2 separate regions of the Mus musculus genome follow, and region 2 is linked to region 1. A link is a loop called in an ENCODE intact Hi-C map of the cell type or tissue named here. Cell type or tissue: heart. All regions are shown on one strand. Region 1 holds the start of Wdsub1 (WD repeat, SAM and U-box domain containing 1). Region 2 overlaps Tanc1 (tetratricopeptide repeat, ankyrin repeat and coiled-coil containing 1).

Region 1 (2,500 bases):
CATGCCCAGCAACCTTGTTACTGTGCTGAGCTCGCACAAGGTTGGCGCTGTCAAGACAGGGATCAGGGAAGTGGCTCGTGAGGCACCGCTTCTTACTTCTGAACTATTGGCCAATGGTAGATTCTGGGAGAGGGGGGCATTGTGTTCAGGTATCCAAGGCTGACCAGCATTTGTGTGAGTCTGGCTTATTTCACTTAGCAGGGTCATTTCTAGTTCCAACATTTTCCCACAAATATCATGATTTCATTTTTCTTTGTGGCAAAGTAAAATTCTATTGTGTATATGTACCGATTTTAAAAATCCATTTGTATCAGTTTAAAAAAATCCAACTGGCAACAGTCATCTAGATCAGTTCCATTTCTTGTGGTATGCAGCCTTGTACCGCACACAGTGCATGTATCTCTGTGGTAGGACTTAGATCTTTGGCTACATAAGATGTTGTACAGGCAGGTCGAATGTCAGTCTTCTGAGAATGCTTCATACTGATTCCTGCAGCGGCAGCCCCTGTGTGCATTCCCACCGCCAGTGACCACAAAGAAGTAGGCACCCTGTCCATATTGCTTATCTCTGCAACCACAGCATGCAAGGCAGTGCTAGGTACCTAACGTGCTCAAATGAAACTCCGTTCCAAATATAGTTGAGTTTGCTTTTAAATGTTACATATGAAATCTAGCATGGAATGATTTAGAAAGTAAAGCTTCCAAAACAAAAATCTAACTGTGGAAAAACAGTATAATTAAAAATTAGTGCCGGGCATCCTGGCCTGAGCCTGTAACACCAACACTAGGGAGGCAGAGGCAGGACGAGGATCAGGGGTTCAAGATCACCTTCAGCTAAACAAGGAGGTAAAGCCTACCTAACTAGTCTCAGAAAACCAACAAACGAGTAACAATCGCGGCTGAAACCATCCCTAAGAAACAGACGTGACCTCGACTTGTAAAATGGATAATCTCTTGTCTTCATCTAGTTTACGGAAATCTCTACAAATAAATAAGTAAATGTTTTCATTTTCATCTTCTTCCCAAAGTTCAGCAGCCTTCCCTCCAGGTCTCTCATAGCCTCACAAAACAAAACAAGCAGAAACACTCCAACAGGTTCTCGGAAAACAAGCTCAGATGGAGCTTTCTGGAGCCGGTCCAAATCCCCGGAGTGCCAATGCAGCGAGAGACTTTCCGAACCGGCTCCCGCTCTCTCTCTCTCGGCGCACAAGAGGCCGGGCGAGCCAGCAGGCCAGTGGGGTGTGCGTGACCGCAGCCCACCCGGTGGCCCGGTCCTGCCCCCGCCCCAACGCCACCTGGCGTGCAGCCCACACTCACTTCCCTCGCACCCGGACTGAGAGTCCCGCCTCCGGGCGGCTCCTCCCCTGCGCGGCTCCGGGGTCGAGGTCACGCACCTCCGGGTTCTGAGGTCACCAAGTCTGCACTGCCCCGGGCTCGGCCCCGGGCTGGGCCCCGAGCTGGGCTGCTGGGCTGGGCTGCTCACTAGGCAGAGCCCGACTCACTGGGTCACGTGTTACCTAACTGAGGTGGGCGTGGCTGCGGCGCAGGGAGAGCCGCGCAAGCCCCACCCCGCGCCCATGCCCGCGCATGCGTGCCCGCGGCAGCTCCGGTAGGCCGGTTCCCTGTGGGCTTTGGCTGTGGTAATTTACCTGGAAGTTGGTTTTTTTTCTTGTTTGTTTTGGGTTTTGTTTTGCTTAATGGTCCAAATGGGACTATATCATACTGCCGAATGGTAGTTTAACTTTTTTGCTCACAGAAAAAAAAAAGTTAGATTAAGCTCCTTCGTACTTAGATCTCTATCCACACTTCTGAACCTCAACTAGAGCTAAATAGAAATGGAACTACTGGGTGTATGAGCCTAAAGAATTTTCAGACTTACGTTACATACCAAGTACCCAGTGGCTCTGGGTTGTTTGTACTTGGCATGGTTTGTACTCTGAATGATATATGTAGAGTGGTGCCTGTCTCTCCACATTCTTGCCAGACTTGAGTGTTATCTTTTTCTATCTCCATAGTGACTGGAGCCCTGGTGAATGTGTATTTTGTTTGATATGGGCATAGCCGTATCAAGGAGCCCAGTGCCTTAGAGCCATGGGACTGGAAAAGCCACCCCTCCTGTCTGACGTTCTAACGTTAACGGGGTGTGCAGAAATGTCCTCTCTAGCTTTGTCCTCCTGGATGTTTACCGCCTGAAGACTGGTCCCCCACAGAGACTGCTCCTAGTGATGAGCTAAGCCTGTCTCCTTGTTCAGCTGTATACTATAAACCCTGCCATCTTAATTCAGCTATATGTTGAACTGTAACCCCTCTCTGTGTCCAACTGTATGTATTAAACAGGCTGGGTTCCCAGGGTTCTGCAGCCTTTTCCATGAGAGAGCCCAGACCATGTCATCCCAGATTCTGTGGATGTGTGTCTGTCACGCCTTCTTTCCTTTGAGGCCCGTTGCAAGGATGCAGCACATCTCCATCAATTTGACTGGCTATTATCTTAGTAAAATCTG
Region 2 (2,500 bases), 68 kb before region 1:
AGCCTTTGCTGTCTGTGGCACAAGCATCCAAGACAGCGGGGTCTGTTCAGAGTTGCTGGGGCAGGGGGACCTGCACTGGAGGGATGGCCCTGCAAACAGTGTAAGAGAGAACACTGGGCGGGTGTGTGTGTGTGTGTGTGTATGTGAGGCTGTCTTGTGGACTCCAAGCTTAAGCAGCAATGGAGACATCTGAACATTTCATACTTTAGGTTCTACCATGTCCAGATGCCATCGAGGGCTGTAGTTTCCCTACTGATAGTAATAATCTCCTGTAATAATTTGTAAATATTCCATCTGCTGCTCTATGGACAGGGCACTAAACTACCCAGAATTTTTATGTTGCCCATCTCTTGCCTGTAACTTATGATCCCCGATCGACTCCAGTCAGATCCAGGTCTCTGAGGTTTCCTGCATCTAACCGTCAGCCTTGAGGATCTCCCAGGGCAGGGTTGGACGGATGCCGATTGGAGTGGAGCTGTTGAAAGGGACCCGCTAGGTGTGAAAGTACCATGGGATTTTTCCTCACAATCTGGAGATGGGAAGGAGATTAGTGTGGCTAGAAATGTCCGTCTGTTCAGTGATTTCATTTTAATATGTGCAGATCAGAAACGCCCCCTGCTATCCAAGGCCGTGCTGTGTGCAGCAGTCAGTGTGAGTGGCAGAGGGCATGCTGTCAGTGTGCTGTGCTGTCGTCAGTGTGCTGTGCTGACGGTCCTCAGGACATGCGACATTGCTGTGCTTTCTCTCTTCCTTGTCGAGAGAAGGGACTATTCGTGTTTCCTTTTGGCTTTATCTCATTAAGGATTTAATCCTTGCTTATCATTTCATTGTTAAAATGATGAATTTTTTCTATTTGGTGGCTGGTCAGGTCTAGCCCCTACAGTAATAATACCAGTGTTCGCTGGAAATCATTAAAAATGTGCCACCCAGGGGCTAGAGAGAGAGCTCAGAGGTCAAGAGCACTTGTTCCCCTGGTAAAGTCCCTGGGTTCAGTTCCCAGCACCTATGTGGTAGCTCATATAGTCCGGTTATAGGGGACCTGATGCGCTCTTCTGACCTGTGTGTGCACCAGATGTGCATGTCATGATGGCACGGACACACATGCAGGCAAAACATCCACACACGTAAAGTCTAAATAAATAAATAAATACGTTTAAAAAAAACCCACCACCCAGTGTAGGGGACGAGGGAGGAGGGGGTACTGTGCGTATAAAAACATTTTGTTGGGGCTGGTGAGATGGCTCAGTGGTTAAGAGTGCTCTTCCAAAGGTCCCGAGTTCAAATCCCAACAACCACATGGTGGCTTACAACCATCTGTAATGAGATCTGACGCCCTCTTCTGGTATGTCTGAAGACAGCTACAGTGTACTTACATATAATAATAAATAAATCTTTTTAAAAACATTTGTTTTCACTTGTGATGAACTAAGAGTCCATAGTAGAAAATATAACACCTAAATCATTTTTAAGTGTTCAGTTCAGTGAAGTATATTCACATTTAATGTTGTAAATCTCTAATACTTTTCATTTGGTCAATCTCGTTAGCCATTAGACACTCTTCTTTCCACTGTCCATGGTCTGGGAGCTGTGCTCAGCTTATGTCCTGTTTGATCACTGAGGCTGCATCCTTAATAGTCTCATGTGACCACTGTGGCTACATCCTTAATAGAGTCATGTGGTCTTGGTCTTCCTGTTTATTTAACGTATTTTTTTATATTAATCTCTGCTGTAGCATCCCGCGGGTGAGTTCCTTTCTAAGCCTGAGTTCTGCACTGGTGGCATGTCCATCTCTGTCTACGTGTCTGCTGTGGGGCCCTAGGTTGGCTTCACGTCTCAGCTTGGTGAATGGTGTTGATGTGAATGTGTCTCACATTTCTTCAGGATTCTGCTTTCATTTTGGATGTAGCCCCAGAAGTGGGTTTGCTGCGTCACAATGATGTTCTGTTCTTTCCCATGATTTGGAGAAACTTGTCAGGTTCCTACTAGTGAAGATGCACGTGTGTGAGTGTGTGTGCATTTCCTGCTGGTCAGGTTTCCACTAGTGAAGATGCACGTGTGTGAGTGTGTGTGAGTGTGTGTGCATTTCCTGCTGGTATGTCTCAAGCCTGAGGTCCAGTAGGATAAAACAGGAAGATTGCAGATACTTCCTGCTTCTCCGATGTGTTAAAACTAACATACATATGAGATATTAATCTTGCCGGGGGAACATTGCCCAACAGGTGAGCCGGCTCCTGATTTTGGGAGGGGCCAACGTGAACTACAGGACAGAAGTGTTAAACAATGCCCCCATCCTGTGCGTCCAGTCTCACCTTGGCCATGAAGAAGTTGTCACTCTCCTTCTGGAATTTGGCGCCTGCCTGGATGGGATGTCGGAGAACGGTATGAACGCACTGTGCTACGCAGCTGCTGCCGGCCACATGAAGCTGGTGTGTCTGCTCATCAAGAAGGGGGCAAGGGTAAGCAGCAGCGGTTTTGACCTGGAGGGTGACAACAGGGTGTC

What was found. Peaks named below come from ENCODE experiments on the same cell type or tissue, not always from the same donor. Only the 100,000 strongest peaks of a DNase experiment are listed, where the experiment ranks them.
Region 2: it touches region 1 in a loop (1.9-fold over the local background); 1 of 42 quality-filtered maps calls a loop at or near these places.

The regions. Positions count from the first base shown.
Region 1 is chr2:59,881,085-59,883,584 of GRCm38, forward strand. It overlaps Wdsub1 (WD repeat, SAM and U-box domain containing 1), which reads right to left and starts at 1,522. Exons shown (of 11, transcript NM_001379396.1): 1 at 1,394-1,522. It overlaps Gm52554 (a long non-coding RNA gene), which reads left to right and starts at 1,595. Exons shown (of 3, transcript XR_003954039.1): 1 at 1,595-1,608. In heart, a CTCF peak has its summit at 1,316; a DNase peak (open chromatin) is centred at 1,487; H3K4me3 peaks cover 1,886 bases; H3K27ac peaks cover 1,752 bases.
Region 2 is chr2:59,813,099-59,815,598 of GRCm38, forward strand. It overlaps Tanc1 (tetratricopeptide repeat, ankyrin repeat and coiled-coil containing 1), which reads left to right. Exons shown (of 27, transcript NM_198294.3): 17 at 2,220-2,456. Among named protein-coding and RNA genes, the nearest start is that of Wdsub1, 68 kb to the right of the region's middle. In heart, a CTCF peak has its summit at 1,331 (motif pointing left); no DNase peak of the experiment used is centred here.